Regions from separate parts of the Homo sapiens genome. Here region 2 is linked to region 1. A link is an interaction called in ENCODE POLR2A ChIA-PET data of the cell type or tissue named here. Cell type or tissue: endothelial cell of umbilical vein. All regions are shown on one strand.

The links. ChIA-PET counts read pairs that join two places held together with the same protein. Peaks named below come from ENCODE experiments on the same cell type or tissue, not always from the same donor. Only the 100,000 strongest peaks of a DNase experiment are listed, where the experiment ranks them.
Region 2: POLR2A ChIA-PET joins it to region 1 with 7 read pairs; 1 of 35 experiments calls an interaction of 5 or more read pairs at or near these places.

Annotation. Positions count from the first base shown.
Region 1 is chrX:15,513,778-15,518,777 of GRCh38, reverse strand. BMX (BMX non-receptor tyrosine kinase) reads right to left here. Exons shown (of 19, transcript NM_203281.3): 5 at 2,547-2,666; 6 at 785-849. It also overlaps a transcript of ACE2 not described here. Among named protein-coding and RNA genes, the nearest start is that of BMX, 15 kb to the right of the region's middle. In endothelial cell of umbilical vein, no CTCF peak of the experiment used is centred here; a DNase peak (open chromatin) is centred at 2,577; H3K27ac peaks cover 3,679 bases.
Region 2 is chrX:13,774,749-13,779,748 of GRCh38, reverse strand. GPM6B (glycoprotein M6B) reads left to right here. Exons shown (of 8, transcript NM_001001995.3): 6 at 2,324-2,397; 7 at 3,446-3,511. Among named protein-coding and RNA genes, the nearest start is that of GPM6B, 40 kb to the left of the region's middle. In endothelial cell of umbilical vein, no CTCF peak of the experiment used is centred here; a DNase peak (open chromatin) is centred at 648.

The DNA of each region.
Region 1 (5,000 bases):
CATGATAGAAACAGCTATGTGTGTCTTTTTTTAATTAGACCTCATCTTCCTTGGAACTAACTCTGAAAGGGCCATGAATCTCAGCCCCCCCAAAATCCCTCCCCAAAAGCATGCTGCCAGGTGATGCAGGCCCAAGCTAGGTGACAGATGTTTAACTTGGAATGATGTTTGCAGTCATGTGATAATAACATTGGATGGAACAATTCAGAGGCTGTTCTTATGATTACAAGTAATGGGGACATTTTTATCATTTGAGAATGACTGCAAAACTATGGAATTTGGCAAAGACTTTATTTGGAAGCAGGGAAGAAAGCCCACTGAATAGCTTTGAAGGGATAATGGAGGGAAAGAATTATGTTGTTTTCTGCTTTTGTCCTATAGAGTTTCATTTCAACACCAGGATACTTCCACAAAGCAGTCTTGGCCATGTTGATGGTAAGGAAAGAATGACAGCTAATAACAGCTGCCTGTTATGTGTGATGCCATCTTAAGGACATCTCCCGCATGCACCCATTTTTTCTTTTTTTTTTTTTGGTGACTATTTATGGGCTTACTGGCTAGGAAAAGACACAACAATGAAATGCAAAAATATGAGATATTACAATGGTTCTATATTTGAATCCGCTATTCAATACCACCCATAGCTATTATCTAGAGCTCATGGTTTTTCTCTCTTTGCTGAGAAGTCTAAATGAATTCCACATTTTCTAGTCTTGAATCTGGCAACTCTTGGTTTATTTAATATATCCTGACCATGAAAAACATTTTTAAAATGTTGACTTACCACTCTGTCTGGGAAGGTGGGAACTCTGTGTTTCTCTTCATTGACTGCAGTATGCAGATTAGCATCTGAACATTAAAACAAAGTAATATCAGAAGGAACTTTAAACAAAACAAAGAGAAACACTCAATGTTATGAATTAAAAGAATGAACCAGCTTGTGTGAGCAATACTCCAGATTAAGTGAATCCAGACACAACATCTGGAGTGATTCTGTAGCTTTCCTATATAAGGCCCAACTCCTATGTAGGCCATGTATCCTGGAAAGAGGATGGATCAAGGCATCTTGGACAAAAAGAAATAAAGACACCTAACTTTTTCTCTTTTAGTTGTTATGCCCATGGACTTCCCAGTAGCTCAGCAGAAGAAGCCAAGGGAATAAATTATACTTGGACAGATAGACAGTATTACAGCTGCTCAGGAGCTGCAACACCTCTACACTCTGTAGTTTTCCTCAGAGGCACAGCACCTGTGGCACCCAGAACACATGGTGAGTGTCATCCAGACAGAGCCTAGGAAGGCAATCCCAAGGCAGTGCTCTCTCTGGCCTTTTTCCTGCTCCTTCCAGAAAGTTAGGGCATTGTCAAAGCTGGAATCTGACCTGCTAGGTAATGATAATAGACCAAATAGACCATAGACAAAACCACTGGGGAAAATGATTAATACCATAAGGAGACATTACTCCTCAGTCCCTTACAGTGGAGCGAAGACCCATGTGCAACCAATCTGTATAGTTCATTAAATAACTATAATTCATGAGTATATAGAGCAATGTGATCTAGTTGAGATTAATAAATATTCACTGTATAGTCTAATTAAGATGGAAAACACAATGAATATTTATTAATTGATTTTTTGGGGGTAAAATGACCAGTATTAACATTAACATGATTGTTGGGTATCAATACTGTCATGAAGTGAATTTAAAAAATATTTTATGTGCCTGTATCTTTTCCATTTCATGAAGTTCTATTTTGTAGCTGATCTCATTCAATTCTTTAAAGCCATTGTAATCCAGGCATATTTTGTCCAGGCTGGTAAAACTGTTACCAAAATAAGTTATCCTATTTTGTATTTATCAACAACTTTATGTTAAATAATTATAAACTTTAAATACATATAAGTCCCTCTTGTTTCCCTGGGAGTACAACTCTGGATAGAATCTGATTTCACGTAAAGCAGCCCCTTCTCTCATGTCATTAAGAAATTAACACACATATAGAGAATGGCGAACTGCTTTAAATATATATTTTAAAATTTGACCATCATTTTAGTATACATGGTGATGAAAAGTGTTACTTAAGTTATATCTTTTTTTTTTTTAATAATGTTGTTTTTTCAGTTTGTGATTTTCGTTATTTATACGAAGAGCGAGCTGGTTTTCTTACCAAACTGGAAACCTAGCTGTTTGAACTATGATGACATATCTAACATATTCTACCTTTTTGGAGTTTATCTTGAACCAAGAAAAATTATGGGAGGAAATAACAGCTCATTGCTTGATTAATGATTCAAATTTTTAAAATGTTTCTCATGAAATGAAAGAATGGCAGATGTTAATATTGTTATTATCTTAATGGCCATGACTCAATTGACCCTAGAATGAGATTTCATTTGTCACATAGCATCTGCAAGGCTGAATTTTCATGATGCCAACCAATCTGGCACATCTTGTTTTCTGGCAAGCTCTTCTGGCCTCTGGCAGGTTTAGCCTAATGGAGCACTATCCACCCAACGTCCAGTCCAACAGAGGAATCACACATTACATGCTTCCCAGAGGGTACATCCTGGGGCTGCTTTACAGCTCTGCTGGCAACACAGGAACTTCCCGTCCACGAAGAACCCACTATGGTACTTGACCAGCAGGTGGGGGTTACCCCTTATCTCTGAGGAGCAGACAGGAAGAAAACAAGACGTTAGCAAACGTTGATCCAAGAGGAGAAACATTCAGTAAGTGCTGTTATCACAGAACAATAAAAACCCCATTTGGCCAGCAACCAAGGTAAGAGCAAATGGTTCCGGAAGGATATAGGTCTTTCACTCAACAGTTAATAAGCCAAAAAGAAAAAAGAAAAGTCTAACCATGAGTATGTTGAGAACAACACAATTACATATCATTTTTGAAGAAAAAATAACTAGTAAAATGCATATACAGATCAGCTTGATGTTAGGATTTTAGAGATATATCTGTAAAGAAAGTGAGTGGGTTACAACACATGGTGTTTTCTTGTGGCAGAAGGGGAAGGGTGGGGCTAAATTTTAGCAAAAGGTTCTAAAAAAAAGGCCTGAATAAACATACACTTCCATCTACTTTTTATTGTGAAAATTTTCAAATGTACAGAAAAGTTGCAAGAATAAGATTAATACAATGAGCATCCATATGCCTTTTACCTAGATTCACCAATTATTAACTGATTGCCACATCTGCTGTATCTCTTTCTCTCTGTACATATGTATTATTCTTTAAATTTTAAAATCATTATTATATTGTGCTTAATAATTTATGAGGAAGTAGTAGATGGTATGACCTAAATAATGTCATCCATAAATGCTTCAGCACATAGCTTATATTAACAAGGATGTTCCCTTATATAACTGTAATACGATTATCAAACTCAGGAAATTTAACACTGATACAATATTATTATTATTATTAATTTTTAAAATTTTTTAATTTTTATTTTACTTTAAGTTCTGGGATACATGTGCAGAATGTGCAGGTTTGTTACATAGGGATACATGTGCCATGGTGGTTTGCTGCACCCATCAACCCATCATCTAGGTTTTAAGCCCCCCATGCATTAGGTATCTGTCCTAATGCTCTCCCACCCCTTGCCCCTCATCCCCCAACAGGCCCTGGTGTGTGATGTTCCCCTCCCTGTGTCCATGTGTTCTCATTGTTCAACTGTCACTTATCAGTGAGAACATGCGGTGATTGGTTTTCTGTTCCTGTGTTAGTTTGCTGAGAATGATGGCTTCCAGCTTCATCCATGTCCCTGCAAAGGACATGAACTCATTCTTTTTTATGGCTGCATTTATTATTTAAAATATATTTCATCTTTAAAATTTTTCTAATTATTCCAATAATGGCCTTTATAATCACTCACTTTTTTTCTGATCAAGGATCCAATTCAAAATCAAACATGGCACTTAGTTTCCCTTAATTTAGAACTGCTTCTCATCCCTTCCTTGACTTCTGTGACTTTGACATGTTTATACTAAGGAATGAATGGTTTATGGGGCTACTTTCCTAGGAATATGTGCATATTTTAAAAAGCCACGGGAATAGGGCAATGTATAATTCAAATAAATGAAACTGTAATCTATAACAAATTAGCCTCTTTTGAAATACAACAGAGAAACCTACAAGATCTTAGTATATTTTAAGAAGAGTATCTAGGTGAGAAGGGCTGGTTCTATATGTGCCTTTAACTCTTTCTCTCTTGACCTTATGTTCATCTTGAGATTTCCTTATGTTGATCCCAGGAGAGTTATGCTTATCCTTACAGTCCTGACTCAAGGAAGCGTATGGAGATAATAATTACTTTGCTGGGTCATTGGGAGGCTGTTAGATAATGTATGTAAAGCACCCAGCAGTGTTTGGCCCAGAGTAAGTAGGTGTTCAATAAACAGTGGGCTTTAGTGATATCATTCCCTTAATTTAACTTAGCTCAGTTTAGCTGAAAATGCTGGCATTAAAAAACTTTACTAATGAGAATTAAAGGGAAATTATGACAGAAATCACAAAAGGCAAAAAGAGTTAAAATTATAAAACGTAAGTTTCTGATTTTGGTTCCAAATGGCCATTGCAATCTCTTGGGCACATTACTTGCCTTCCTGCTCTCTAAGCTTCTGGCCTCCACATGTTGGGATTCCTATTATTTCCTTACTACATGGATTTGGTTTCCTGGGTAACTAATTCTTTTTCCAACCAAATCCAAAAGTCTACATTGCAACAGTCTCACCACCTAATAACGACAATAAGAGGAACTCATATATTCATATATCCATAGGACTTTACATTTATGTATTTTCCTTTACATATGTCCTCTAATTTAATCAATTCAAGAACCTGAGGGGTAGCTATTGTTATTACACCTCTCACAGAGTTAGGTAAACTGAAGTGCAGAGAGGTAGTACAATTGCTCAACTTCACAAGCTTAATAAATAGCAGACCTGAGACTCAGCCTCAGGCTTTTTCTACTACATTATGATGTACA
Region 2 (5,000 bases), 1.7 Mb after region 1:
TATTACATGCGCATCCTTTTAATTGTCATGATCTGTTTCATCCCTTCTATTAGAGTAATTTTATACTTTTCCCTTCAATATGCTATTTTCTGGGTGGAAACTTCAGGGAGGCTTTTAGCTTGCTAGGTATCAAAATTTCGTTATATTTTCATGTTAAGTGTGTAGTGAAAGAAGCTTTTCTTAATATGAAACTACTTTATAATGCAGTTCAATCAAAAAAGACTTCTGGATCTCCGCTACAAAAAGATTGTATTTTTTCTTTATTTTCAGTTTTATAACATCCAACTTTCCATTCAAAATAATATTGCACACATTGTATAATTCAATTAATTTGCACATCCAACTCCTCAAATCTGGTCTTTTTAAAATGACCAACTGCTTAAACTTCATCTGTATTGAAAAATACAACATTAGATCCAGCCATATTTTAAAGTCATCAGAACATACTCTATAAATCATTATCAGCTGTTAGAAACCAGTTCAAACATTTTCTAATGAGTGAGATCCTTACAATGGGGATCTAAGGTTGGTTCATTGTGACAAACCCCAGAAGAGACCACTGGCTCCTCCTGTCAGTTAATTTGGGACTTGACTTCGCTGCTGAGTAAGAGAGGGCAGCTGAGTAAGAGGGCAGCATCCTGAGGGAGGAGTCTAATTACTGCTTCCAGCCACCATGGTAGGAAATCTTTTCTTGGCAGAAACAACCGGGGGTGGGGGGGAATAGCTTTCATCAGAATTGAAGAGGAAATAACTGTCCTTCCAGAGCTTTTCTGAAGAGAGATGACTATTTCATTTTTGCTGTTTTTCTCATGTGGCTTAGTCTCAACATCTTACCTTACAACATAATACTAAATTTGCTTGAAACTACCTATCAGACTAACCTCTTCTCACAAAGACCAAGGCTGAACAACACTGTTCTTTATGATAGAGCTAAAAACGGAGCCTAAAGTTGGCTGTTAAAGTTATTTGTAAATGAATATCTAAATGTATATCATTCTCCTATTCCTTAAAAGTAAGTGTTTTGCCACAAATTTTTGGTAATCAGCAATCATCTTTTTAAATCCTCTATATTTGCCTATTTATTGTTATAGTTACTGGTTTCACTGATAATTTGGGGTAATTTCCCATGCTTCTGAAGTATAAAGATGTACTCTTGGCCCGTGTCAAGGATGAAAGGAATAAGGATTTTTTTTCTTCTAATACTCCTTTCCTTAACCTCCTAGGAGTGTTTAATATTTAAGCACAAACTTATGCATTAAAGGGGAAAAAAAGCAGCAGCCCACTGGACAACTGTCATTGCAGAGGAGCCTCAGGGTTTAAGTGAGAGAGAAATCATAGACTCTGCTTGTCCCACCCTCTGGGGTAAAGGACAGTAGTGTTTTTTCTTTTTAAAAAATTTCCGGCCACGCACGATGGCTCATGCCTGTAATCCCAGCACTTTGGGAGGCTGAGGCGGGTGGATCACGAGGTCGGGAGTTCAAAGACCAGCCTGGCTAAGATGGTGAAACCCCGTCTCTACTAAAAATACAAAACTTAGCTGGGCATGGCGGCAGGCACCTGTAATCCCAGCTAGTTGGGAGGCTGAGGCAGAGAACTGCTTGAACCCGGGAGGTGGAGGCTGCAGTGAGCCAATATTGCAGCACTCCACTCCAGCCTGGGCGACAGAGCAAGACTGTCTCAAAAAAAAAAAAAAACAAACCAATTTGATTTTCAGTCCAAAAATATTTTCTAATACGTTTATAAGACATAATAAAAATGAATATAAAAACAAAGACAAAGTACAAATCCAGAGTTTTTTATTGGATTCCCACAAACATAAATTACTCCGTCAAATTGCCATGAAAGTTTGAGTGTATACTTGCAATTTTGGAACTTAACTCCTGGCAGACCAGTAACAGAGCTTGGACAGCAAGGCCACAGACCACAGCATTCATGAGGAAATGTATTTTGACCTCAATGTGATAAAATGCTTTATGAGGGGGTTGTCCTGCAGTAACTATAGGGAAAGCCTGGCTTTGAAAATTAATGTTTACAAATATGAACTTCCAAATGTGAACCCTCACTGAATAAAGCACAATTTGTAGGGGAAAAAAATATCAGGCTGTTTAAATCTCTTATGGACTAGTTGGCTTTGCTTTTGGCCTATTGTTCAAATGGGGCTATTTATTCCAAAATGCTTGTTCTGCAGACAGCAGATCCATCAATTCTTAATGAAGAACATAGCCTACAATTACACTGTAACTGGCATCCGAAGTGGTGGGGTCTGTTAAGAACATGAGGCGCTATAGTTTGTACTAACATCCTATTGGGGTTCATTTTACAGGTATCATTCCTTGGAATGCTTTCCCCGGAAAAATATGTGGCTCTGCCCTGGAGAACATCTGCAACACAAACGAGGTAAACTCATCACAGTTCAGAATAACCCTTGAGTATTAGGCTGAGAAAAAAGGGTTCTCCCAGCTGTAGAAAGAGCGAGAGAGATGGTTAAAATGCCATTAAGGAAAGCTCCTTGTTTAGAATCTTTAAGATAGAGCTATATGTAACCATCACTATTCAGCCATTTTTGACCTACAAAAATGGTCACTTCATATGGTCCAACACATTTGGTGAGAATCCTTAAGAAGTGGAGGGCTTTTCCTTTGGGCAATAATTTAGAGGTGATCCCAAACCTAGAAATCTAATAATATATCTAGATTCTTCTCTCACCTCTTCTACTTCTACTCTTTCTACTTTGAAAGATTTTCAAAGTAGAACACCTGTCACAGAACGGATGTAAGTTAATTTTCATAGAGGAGTCCCTCTATTTCATAGAGGAATTTGTGTATATACCCAACTTTTAATAAATGAGGCCACAGTTAATCATTTATATTTCTGGAATGACTTGCTACTTCTCTAATTCTCATTCGTCCTTACTAGGGAGTGTGTCCTAACAATTTGGTTTAAATTGTCTCAGCCCTAGAACATTCTTCAGTCATTGGCTTGTAACTGTTTATAAAGGAAAATTCTTAAATGCATTCGTAGGTGCTTGTATATTTAAGAAAATCCTGGCAAGCTTTTAAGAAGCAGTGAGTTACAGAAATAATCAGCTCCTACCCTATCTGACTTGTCAATTTGTATATCCATAATATGCAGTGGCTTGAAGCAGGGCTCCCCACCGTGGCTGCATGTTACAGCCATCAAGGCAGCACTATGTTATACTGATGGCTGAGGCCCAGCCCTTAGGTATTCAGATTTAATCGATTTGGGGGGCAGTCTGGGCATCAGAAAGTTTTTAAAGCTCCTCGGGTGATTCCACCATGAGGCCAGAGCATGAAGAGAAGGCAGGCCTGTGCCCAGTCTTGCAGAGAAGAGCTGCAAAGGAGACAGATGAAGCAGCACCCCACAATGAGTGTAGGCCATTTCATTTAACATCAAATGCTTATGTTGATGCCCTGTTCTTTTGTAGTTCTACATGTCCTATCACCTGTTCATTGTGGCCTGTGCAGGAGCTGGTGCCACCGTCATTGCCCTGGTGAGTAATGGCCCCAAGACCACCCTAGTCTAGCCTCCTCCCTCCAGCTTCTAAATGACAGATTTCCCTTCCAGCTTTTACCAGCCTATTGAAGCCAATGATTCTGGCACTCAACCTTGGTTAACTGGCGCCTGTGTTAACTTACCACATGTAGTTTACAGAAAGTATTAGTTGGTTGCCTTGGCACTGATTGTAGGTGATGTAATTTGGACTCTGGAAAGAAAAGAGGGTATCAACACCTATCAACTAGGCCTAGCATATTACCTTGTTGCACTGAGCACTTAGCTTCATGACTTCAGTCGCAGACAGATGCAATGCTCACGTGAGGCATTACCCATTTCTTTGCCAAGGGATATTAATTTACAAGTGGAGATATGCACATATACATACATTTATATAGTCACTCATACAGGGTAGCTGTGTTCCATAAAGTCACCTCAAGCAATGAATTAGCGAATGCTGGACCACTGCTCCTAGGGGAAATACATGGCTAGGTTTCTGTGAGCCTCTGGTCACATCATTTTCAGCAACCTATCAACACATAAGCTTGTTTCGTGTGTTTCTGTGTAAATACACCGTATTTAATATATATTGTTGATTCCTTAATATTGAATTCATGGCCAATAGCTCTATCCCTATGCCTGAATGAAGCTTCTCTAATGAACATTTTCTCTGGTCAGGCAGTTTGCAACCTTCTTGCACTTAGGGACTCTAGACAGCACTGCAGCACTATGCTTGGGAGCCATTTTAAGCAGCAAAATCACCCACAAAATGCACAAAAATGTGAAAAACGTGGCACTAAATATACTTCGAGTATACTTATTTACAGTCTGAGAGCTGAAACAAGAAGGCAGAGTATTGCCTTGTTCAGCCTCAGCTGGGAATGTGCATACCGGGCAACTCAACTTTCACCGCTCTGCACATGTCTGCTAATAACTGCGAAAGAAGTGCCTCAAGTATTAAGGATTACAAATGAATCTTAGCAAGTAGGCAGTCACAAATGTGGAATCTACAAGTAATGAAAATCAACTGTATAAATACACGCTCTTATGTATGTATGTTTGTATACATGTAATTTTGGAGGGCTTGGTTTGTGATTTCAGGAAAACCAACTAAGATTGGTAGAGCAAGGGAAAAATCTCAGCTGCTTGTAAATTATTCATTCCCAGTTTTTCTGACCATTAAATCCCCTTAGAATCTATGAAAAAAACCACCTTTAAAATCATGGGGTGACCTGTTCTTTTGGTTGAGCAACAGGGAGGAAAGATAACTGCCTGCTGCTGAGCAGGTGGTTTTGGAAAGATGAGAGGATTAAGGCATTTAGCTTCATCCTTCTCATGCTGTTGACCCAGCTCTCTGTCTTGTTATTCTTGAAACGCATCCAAGTCCTTTTAGTAAACTCACTGAGGGCAGAACCAATGACTTACATTGTACATGTGTGATGAGAAAAAGTTTGTGTGTGCTAGATAGGAAAATTGTCTGTTGTGAT